Linked DNA regions of Homo sapiens: region 1 is linked to region 2. Evidence: chromatin loops called from intact Hi-C (ENCODE). Cell type or tissue: CD14-positive monocyte. All regions are shown on one strand.

The links. Peaks named below come from ENCODE experiments on the same cell type or tissue, not always from the same donor. Only the 100,000 strongest peaks of a DNase experiment are listed, where the experiment ranks them.
Region 1: a loop joins it to region 2, with 4 times the contacts of the local background. A loop is called at or near these places in 2 of 110 quality-filtered maps.

The regions. Positions count from the first base shown.
Region 1 is chr22:30,761,298-30,766,297 of GRCh38, forward strand. All of the region lies in intron 2 of OSBP2 (oxysterol binding protein 2), which reads left to right. Among named protein-coding and RNA genes, the nearest start is that of MIR3200, 32 kb to the left of the region's middle. RefSeq lists a silencer at 2,633-2,682. In CD14-positive monocyte, CTCF peaks have their summits at 2,635 (motif pointing right) and 2,839; no DNase peak of the experiment used is centred here.
Region 2 is chr22:31,270,074-31,275,073 of GRCh38, forward strand. LIMK2 (LIM domain kinase 2) reads left to right here. Exons shown (of 16, transcript NM_005569.4): 12 at 1,063-1,128; 13 at 2,457-2,631; 14 at 3,379-3,434. Among named protein-coding and RNA genes, the nearest start is that of PIK3IP1, 20 kb to the right of the region's middle. In CD14-positive monocyte, CTCF peaks have their summits at 2,987 (motif pointing left) and 3,191; DNase peaks (open chromatin) are centred at 2,608 and 2,928; H3K27ac peaks cover 2,102 bases.

The DNA of each region.
Region 1 (5,000 bases), 510 kb before region 2:
TGTGTATTAGCAATGAACAATTGGTAACAAAAAATTTTTAAAAATCACTTACAATGACCCCATGAAATACTTAGATATAATTATAACAAAACAAATATAGTATCTATATGTAAATAGTGTTAAATACTGATGAAATAGAAGACCAAAATAAATGGAGAGACATACAATGCTCATGGATCAGAAGATTCAAGAGAGTAAAGACGTCAGTTTTCCCTTGACTGATCAGTAGCTTGAATGCAATTCCAAAAAAAATCCCAGCAGGACATTTTCTCAGCATAGACAAACTTATTATACATTTATATGAAAAGATAAAGAAATTAGACTAGCTAAAGCAACTTTGAAAAAGAAGAATAAAGGTGGAGTAATTACTCAATTTTAAGACTTATCATAAAGAAACAAGACAGTGTGATGTTGGCAAACACTATATAGATTAATGAGATAGACATATACATTAATGGAACAGAATGGAGAGTCCAGAAATGGGCCCAGACAAATATGGTCAGATGGCTTTTGACAGAGGTGCAGAAACAATTTAATTGAGAAAGGTTAGTCTTTTCAACAAGTAGTGTTGGAACAATTGGACATCCATATGCAATAAAATGAATCTTGATTTATACTTCTTATTTATATAAAATTTAACTCAAAATGTAAACCATACAACTATAATACTCCCAGCAGTTTGGGAGGCCGAGGCGGGTGGATCACTTGAGCCCAGGAGTTCGAGACCAGCCTGGGCGATATGGCGAAACTCCATCTCTACCCAAAATAGAAATATTAGCCAGGCATAGTGGTGTGCAACTGTAGTCTCAGCTATTTGGAGGCTGAGTCAGGAGAGAATCATTTGAACCTGGGAAGCAGAGGTTTCAGTGAACCGAGATTACACTACTGCACTCCAGCCTGGGTGACAGAGTGAGACTCCATCTCAAAAAATAAAAAATAAAAAATAAAATAAAAATAAAATGCAATTTTGGGCCGGGCGCGGTGGCTCACGCCTGTAATCTCAGCACTTTGGGAGGCCAAGGCGGGTGGACCACGAGGTCAGGAGATCGAGACATCCTGGCTAACACGGTGTAACCCTGTCTCCACTGAAAATACAAAAAATTAGCCGGGCGTGGTGGCGGGCGCCTGTAGTCCCAGCTACTCGGGAGGCTGAGGCAGGGGGTGAACCCAGGAGGCAGAGCTTGCAGTGAGCTGAGATTGCACCACTGCACTCCAGCCTGGGCAACAGAGCAAGACTCCGTCTCCAAAAAAAAAAAATGCAATTTTGATTTATGTCTCTTCTCTGGCTCCTCTTGCGCTCTAGACCCATCCAGCTTCTGCTGTCTTCACTGGCACACCATCTTGCTGCCAGCCAGCGTGAATGCTGTACCTCTTGTTGGCAAGGTCTGTTCCCTAGTATCCAGCCCCTTCCCACACCCTATTTTCCTCAAGTCTGTTTACCCTCCAGGGAGAGGCCATTCAGGAAAGCCTTCTCTGAGCCAGCCTCCTGCCTGGGCCAGATGTTTGCTCCCAGGTGTTTGCTCCTTGGCTCAGCCCCTCGAGCATGGTAGCGTAGCAGTTAGTCTGAGCATGGGCTTCCTAGAGCCTCAGAGTCCCCGCTTGTCAGTCCCCTAGAAGCTTCAATTCTGTGCTTCCCAGGGTCCCTTCAATCAAAGATTTCTAAGTCAGTGGAAGCAGAGATGCTGGAGCCAGCCTGCCTGGGTTCAAATCGTGGCTCCCACACTTACCCACTGTGTGACCTTGGACAAGTTGCTTGCCGTCTTTTGCATCATTTCTCTCCTTTGTAAAATGGGTTTCATGATAGAACCAACTCTTAGAGGTGCTGTGAGGATTAGTTTAGATAATGTGTGAAGAGATCTTGGCACACGGCTTGGCAAACACTCGACTAAAGTAAGCTGCAGTTATTGATAGTCACTTTCGCAGCTTTAAAATAATACAGGTTCCCAAGAAGTCCCCTGCCCTGCTAAAACAGAATGAGAATGACTTTTGGGTGCAGAGGGTATTTGTATTTTTTTTCAAAAGCTCCTTGAGTGGGATTGGCAGATTCAAAATATACAAACACAGGTTGGCCGGGTGCAGTGGCTTACGCCTGTAATCCCAACACTTTGGGAGGCTGAAGTGGACAGATCACTTGAGGTCAGAAGTTCAAGACCAGCCTGGCCAACATGGTGAAACCTGTTTCTACTGAAAATACAAAAATTATCCAGGTGTGGTGGTGCATGCCTCTAATCCCAGCTACTTGGGAGGCTGAGGCAGGAGAATTGCTTGAACCCAGGAGGTGGAGGTTGCAGTGAGCCGAGATTGAGCCACTGCTCTCCAGCCTGGGCAACAGAGTGACAGAAAAAAAAAAAAAAACCCACAGGTCACCCAGTTTAATTTGAGCTTCAAATACAAAACGAATAATATTTTAGTATAAGGATGTCTCATGCAATATTTGGGCAGTCTATATACTAAAATTTATTTATTGTGTGTCTGAAATTCAAATGTAACTGGGCATCCTGCATTTTATCTACGAGCATTTAACCCTATCCTGGGGGACCTTGACCCCCAGCCCACTTGGGGTCTCTGCTCCCAACTCCCTGGTCCAAAGGCAAACCTCCAAGTCAGAAAAGAGATAGTATCCTTTTACTTGACACAGGGGGGCGCTAGAAGATGGCTTGTTCGCTTTCTTTTCTGTAACTCAGTGTCTAGGGAAGCACCAGCAGGTTGGCTGGCTTGCAACAAATCTCTCCGTACCTGTGAGTCATTTTCTGATGTTCAGGTTTGTAAGAAACCGATACAGAGCTGGCCACCTCCCTCTTGGGCCTTCACTTCTGGGGGGCTAGCCTAGCGCCTCAGGGGCTCCCCGGTTCTCGCCTCCCCTAGGCTCGCCTACCCTCCATTGATGTCATAACTCTATTCTGATATCACAGCCCAGCACTTGGAATTATCCCAGGCAGCCCAGGCTCTGCCCTTAGAGCAACTAGAGCAGGCAGTAGAGTGGGGTGGGCGGGGATGAGGAGGGGGTTGGGTGGCTGGTGGCCCTAGAGGCTGGCCCTAAAGAATACCTGGACAGCCTGCCACCCTATTGCTCCAAAATGAAAATCCTCTAACAGGTAGGACTTGGAAGAATTTCCTCCTGTTCCTGTTGGGTGTGATCCCACTGAGGTGGAAATAAATTCCCAGGGAGTGTGGCGTTGTTCTGGCTCTGTAAACAGCTCTCGGGAACCCTGCTGCCTGTGTGCCTGGGGATGCAAGTGGGCTTGGTCCACTTAACAGTCCTCTCTTCCCGTTTGAAGGAATGACTTCACAAAGCACAGTGTTTCTTACTTGTTGGGGGAGACATTCCTTAGGGCTTGGAGAATGCCTGCAGATACTGATCCAGGTTCTTCTGTGGCCACTGCCTCTGTCCTCACTCCCTAAGAAGATGGATGGGAACAGGGTTATGCTCTCCTTAGAACAAAGGGAAAATATAGGTGCATTCAAGCTATTGACCCTCAGACCCCTCAGTCCTGAGGAGGAGAGAAGCCCCATCCTCCCAGCTGGCCAGACAGTATAAAGAACTCTCTTATGAACTCACTTGAGTGAAAATTTGACTGGTATGGATTAAACAACACAAGAAAAGAAAACTGAATAACTTCTCTCTTACTTTGAGGGACATGAAGTCTTCCTGGGGGAGCATGTTAAAACTGCAGATTCCTAGGGCAGGACCACTGAGATTCAGATCCGATGGTCATATGGCACCTAGGGACCCCCATTTTAATTTTTATTTGTTTTAATTTAATTTAAATTTTTTTTATAGAGACAGGGCCTCACCGTGTTGCCCATGCTGGTCTCAAACTGCTGGGCTCAGGCAATTTTCCTGCCTCGGCCTCCCAAAGTGCTGGATTACAGGTGTGAGACACCCGGCCCTCCCCCATTTTTATTTTTTATTTTTATTTATTTATTTTTGAAATGGAGTCTTGCTCTGTTGCCCAGGCTGGAGTGCAGTGGTACGATCTCAGCTCACTGCAACCTCCACCTCCCGGGTTCAGACGATTCTCCTGCCTCAGCCTCCCCAGTAGCTGGGATTACAGGCTTGTGCCACCATGCCTGGCTAATTTTTGTGTTTTTAGTAGAGATGGGTTTCACCATGTTGTCCAGGCTGGTCTTGAACTCCTGACCTCAAGTGATCTGCCCACCTCCGCCTCCCAAACTGCTAGAATTACAGGCGTGAGCAACCACTCCCTACCTTCCCCCATTTTTATAATAAACATTCTACACAGGGCTCCTGCCAGCCCTCCAAGCTTCTCACTTTGAGAAGCACAGTCCGCTCTGTCAGACTCCCTGGATTGCTTATTGCTGCTATCTCTCTTCCCCCATCTCCAAATTCCATGTTTTTCTTGGAGGGAGGTTTAATTCAGCTTTACTCCACATATTTATTTAATGTGCTGGATCCAGGAAGACAAAAGTGATGGTGTAGGGCCTTATTGTTCATCAAGTGCATTGTATCTGAGTTTTTGGCCCCTGCCTTCTAGGCCTAGGTGCAGCCCCTCTCTCTACCTAAGAAAACCACTTCTGTCTATATCAGGAGTGCTATACCCTTTCTTCATCAGAGACTTTCTCTTCATGGTTCTCACCCCAACTGAGAAAATGGAATATAAGCGTGAATTATTGGTCATTAAAACTGATAGTGGAGCCAGGCATGGCAGTTCATGCCTGTAATCCCAGCATTTTGGGAGGCTGTAGTGGGAGGATCGCTTGAGGCCAGGAGTGGAGAGCAGCCTGGGCAACATATCAAGACCCCATCTTTCAAAAAAAGTAATAATAGTAACTGGGTGTGGTAGCACACACCTATAGTCCTACCTACTCAAGAGACTGAGGTGGGGCGATCACTTGAGCCCAGGAGGTCAAGGCTTCAGTGAACTATGATCATGCCTGGGTGACAGAGCAAGACCCTTTCTCTAAAAACAAAAACAAAAAACTGGTAGTAGTGAAGGGTATGGCTCATGGAAGGGACTAGTTTCTGTTTCTCTGGTGGC
Region 2 (5,000 bases):
CATTGATCCCTGCTGTTCTGTGCTAGCAGAACCTATCAGCATCTTCTGGGCAGGAAACTGGCTCCATGAGACTGGCTTAGGGAGAGGCTGCTAGTCACCTAATCTGCAGAGAAGGGGCAGCTGGAGCTGTGGGACAGAAGAGGCATCCATGTAGCTGGTGGGGGTGTCTCAGCTTGTGAAGAGGAGATGGCTTTGAGCAGGGCTGACACTGAAAAGGCTGGAAGAAAAAAACAGACACACAAGAGTCTCAGGATCAGGTAGCATAGGAAAGTTGTGGACAGTCTTTGAGGAGCACTCCCTCAGGCAGGCAGGCAGGCAGGTCATGAGCTATAGCGATTCAGGAAGAGCTCCCTGGGTGTGTGAGCAGCTCCAGGAGCCTAAGGGATGAAAGTAGTATTGCAGGGGGCTGGAGAGCAAGGAGTGGCTCCTTCTACATTTGCAAGGGAAGGAGAAAGGAAGTTGCTCCTGAGAGTGGTAAGAGTCAGTGGTGGAGGCCTGGAGAGGAGACATAACAAACAAATTTGTTGACAAACATTTTGGTAGGAAGGGGGAGAGCTTAAAGTTTAGACAGTGGGGAAGGTGGAGTCTTAGAGGAGGTGAATGTCTGAAAGACAGAGCTAGCTGGAGCAAGAAGTCACTTCTCTGTTGCAGGCAGGAAGGATCCAAAGTGGCTCAAGCCAGAGATTGGGAGAGTGGGGAGGAGGGAGCAGCCTGGATCTAAGTAAAATGGGTAGAGGTGGAGGGGGTGCTGCAACGGCCAGGGTTTTCTGAAGTTGGGGACATTAGGAGAGAGCTGTGAGGGCTTTGGCCAGCCACTGTGCTAGTGATTGGTGAACCAAAGGATGGGCAGGAGATGGCAGCAGGGAAGCAGAGGAAGTCCAGGCTTCCTGTTGGTATTGGGACAAGGGAGAGGCCATAGGAGGCCCTGGCCCTGTTGTCCAGGTTGGGTTCTGAAGCTGGGTGGGCATGGCCTGGTAGGAGAGCATCTATGGCGCCCAATTCCAGATTCAGGGTCTAGTTGATTTGCTGGCCCTGTAGCCTCAGCTCATGCTTCTGTTCCAGGCCTATTTGCACTCTATGTGCATCATCCACCGGGATCTGAACTCGCACAACTGCCTCATCAAGTTGGTATGTCCCACTGCTCTGGGCCTGGCCTCCAGGGTCCTATCCTTCCTGGCTTCCTTGTCACAAAGGAGGCTGACTTGTCCCCTCTGGCTAGAGGGCAGAGGTGTTGCCTAGGAGCTCCTATCTTTCCCTTCCTGCTTCTTCCAATGCCCTTCTCTGTCCTCTGGGAGCTCCGAGACACACACAGACATAATTTCACCTTCTCTCATTAGCAACCTTTGAAATAATTTGATTAGAAGGGACTTCAGAAGTTTGTTGACTATATGTAGAAAACCCTGTCATTTTACCTGCTTTTGCCCCATAGTAGTCTTGTAAAACAGTTCATTGCTGACCCCATTTTACAGTGGTGGCACCTGAAGCCTCAGCCTGAGGCCACCGAGCTAGTAAATTTACAGGGACCAGTTTGAGACCAGCATTCCTCCCACTGCCCCTCAGCTGTGGTGGTTACAATGTTGTTTGTCTTACTGACTTGCTATCTGGCTTCCTGGGTGTCTACCGGCTGGCCCTGGCTCTGCCCTCTAGACCCACACCACGCAATCTTCATTCCTTTCCCACATGACTGCCCTGTAGCTATTCAAAGAGCTTGTCTCCCCCAAGTCTCCCCATCTACTGCCTCCACCTTGCCTTTTTCTGTCTTATCCTGGTTCTAGCCACTGCCTGAAATCATTTTAGGAATAAGACAGGACAGGGAAAAACAAAAGCAACCCCCTGTCCCACCTCTGAGTTCCACTCTCCAAGTCCCTGAGCCTCACCTCCAGGGCTCCAGTGGCTCTGCCATGAACCCACTGTGGGCTGGGAGTCTGCTGTGCACAGATACCAGACCCTCAGAAACACAAATGCCAAGTGTGTCTGTTTTTTTGTTTTGTTTTGTTTTGTTTTTTAGATGGAGTCTCATTCTGTTTCCCAGGCTGGAGTGCAGTGGTGCAATCTTGGCTTACTGCAGCCTCTACCTCCCGGGTTCTAGTGATTCTTCTGCTTCAGCCTCCCAAGTAGCTAGGACTACAGGCGTGTGCCACCACGCCCAGCTAATTTTTTTTTTTTTTTTTTTGTATTTTTAGTAGAGACGGGGTTTTGCCATGTTGGCCAGGCTGGTCTTGAACTCCTGACCTCAGGTGATTCACCCGCCTTGGCCTCCCAAAGTTCTGGGATTACAGGTGGAAGCCACCGTGCCTGGCCTGAGTGTGTCTATTTGATAGAGCTTTCTGCTCTGATTCTCCCTTGCTATACACCTTTTCTCCCCTTCTCAGTGGCTTCTCTTGCCTATGCTTCCTCCCCAGGGCCAGGTTTGAGAACATCCCCATGAAGTCCTGACCTGTCTTTTATCCTACCAGGACAAGACTGTGGTGGTGGCAGACTTTGGGCTGTCACGGCTCATAGTGGAAGAGAGGAAAAGGGCCCCCATGGAGAAGGCCACCACCAAGAAACGCACCTTGCGCAAGAACGACCGCAAGAAGCGCTACACGGTGGTGGGAAACCCCTACTGGATGGCCCCTGAGATGCTGAACGGTGAGTCCTGAAGCCCTGGAGGGGACACCCGCAGAGGGAGGACAGATGCTGCCCTTGCATCAGAGCCCTGGGAATTCCAGGGGAGGCCTGTGAAGCGTAGGACCGGATACCCAGAGCTGAGGATATTTTTCCCTTGCCAGGTGGGGCCTCACGATTTAGCTCCTGAGCTCAGGGGGCTGGGAACTGATCAGTGTCCCATCATGGGGGATAAGGTGAGTTCTGACTGTGGCATTTGTGCCTCAGGGATCGCTAAGAGCTCAGGCTATTGTCCCAGCTTTAGCCTTCTCTCTCCATGGTGAGAACTGAAGTGTGGTGCCCTCTGGTGGATAATGCTCAAACCAACCAGAGATGCTGGTTGGGATTCTTGAAATCAGGGTTGTGAGGCCTCAGAAATGGTCTGAATACAATCCATTTTGGAGTCTGAGGCCCAGAGAAGTTCAGTGAATTGCCTAGGAGCATACAGCTGCCTAATGGCAGAGGCTAGATGAACCCTAGTCTGGTTCTTTTCCACTTTAACGTGCAGTTTCATCCTAGGCAGTGTTATGTTATAAGGGCTCTCCAAGGCAGTTCACCTACAGCTGAGGAAGGACTATTTTCAGGTGGTGTCTGCGCAGGACAGCCTGTGGGGTGTCCCTACAGAACCTGTTCTAGCCCTAGTTCTTAGCTGTGGCTTAGATTGACCCTAGACCCAGTGCAGAGCAGGTAAGGGATGTAAACTTAACAGTGTGCTCTCCTGTGTTCCCCAAGGAAAGAGCTATGATGAGACGGTGGATATCTTCTCCTTTGGGATCGTTCTCTGTGAGGTGAGCTCTGGCACCAAGGCCATGCCCGAGGCAGCAGGCCTAGCAGCTCTGCCTTCCCTCGGAACTGGGGCATCTCCTCCTAGGGATGACTAGCTTGACTAAAATCAACATGGGTGTAGGGTTTTATGGTTTATAACGCATCTGCACATCTTTGCCACGTTCGTGTTTCATTGGTCTTAAGAGAAGGACTGGCAGGGTTTTTTTGTTTTAGATGGAGCCTCACTTCGTTGCCCAGGCTGGAGTGCAGTGGCACAATCTGGGCTCACTGCAACCTCTGCCTTCTGGGTTCAAGTGATTCTCCTGCCTCAGCCTCCCAAGTAGCTGGGACTACCGGCACACACCACCATGCCCGGCTAATTTTTGTATTTTTAGTAGAGACAGGGTTTCACCATGTTGGCCAGGCTGGTCTTGAACTCCGGACCTCAGGTGATCCGCCTGCCTCAGCCTCTAAAAGTGCTGGAATTAATAGGCGTGAGCTACCTCGCCCGGCCAGGTTTTTTTTTTTTTTTTTTTAGTTGAGGAAACTGAGGCTTGGAAGAGGGCAGTGGCTTGCACATGGTCGATAAGGGGCAGATGAGACTCAGAATTCCAGAAGGAAGGGCAAGAGACTGTTCATGTGGCTGTCTAGCTAGCTCTTGGGCCAAATGTAGCCCTTCTCAGTTCCCTTCAAGTAGAAGTAGCCACTCTAGGAAGTGTCAGCCCTGTGCCAGGTACCACGTGGACAGAGTGAGGAATCTTGGAAAGATTCCTACCTTTAGGAGTTTAGTCAGGTGACAGCATATCTCAGCGACTCAAACACACACACATTCAAAGCCTTCTGTAATTCCTACAAAGTTGTGAGGGGTAGAGGAGAGGAGAGACAAGGGATGGTTAGGATAATGAAGGAATGTTTTGTTTTTGTTTTTGTTTTTGAGATGGAGTTTCACTCTGTCACCCAGGCTGGAGTGCAGAGGTGCAATCTTGGCTCACTGCAGCCTCCGCCTCCCAGGTTCAAGCAATCCTCCTGCCTCAGCCTCCCAAGTAGCTGGGACTACAGGTGTGCGCCACCACGCCTGGCTAATTTTTGTATTTTCAGTAGAGACAGGGTTTCGCCATATTGGCCAGGCTGGTCTCAAATGCCTGACCTCAGGTGATCCACCCGCTTCAGCCTCCCAAAGTGCTGAGATTACAGGCATGAGCTACCGTGCCTGGCCATGAAGGAAGATTTGTTTTAAAAAATTGTTTTCTTTAATATTAATTGAACACCTCTGTTCAGAGCACTGGGCTGGTGCCAGAGGGTTTCAGACATGAATCAGATCCAGCACCTCATAGAGCCTTAACTCTGGCACACACACACAGCCACAAGGAGACACAGACAAGGCAGGGTAGGATGAGTGGAAGCTAGGAGCAGATGCTGATTTGGAACACTTGGCTTCTGCAGTGAAGCCCCTTCTTAGTCCTCTTCAGTAACCCAGCTCTCAGTGGATACAGGTCTGGATTAGTAAGATTTGGAGAGATGATTGGGGATTGGGGAGAGCTCTCTAACCTATTTTACCACCTCCTCTTCTGCCATTCTTCCTGTCCACA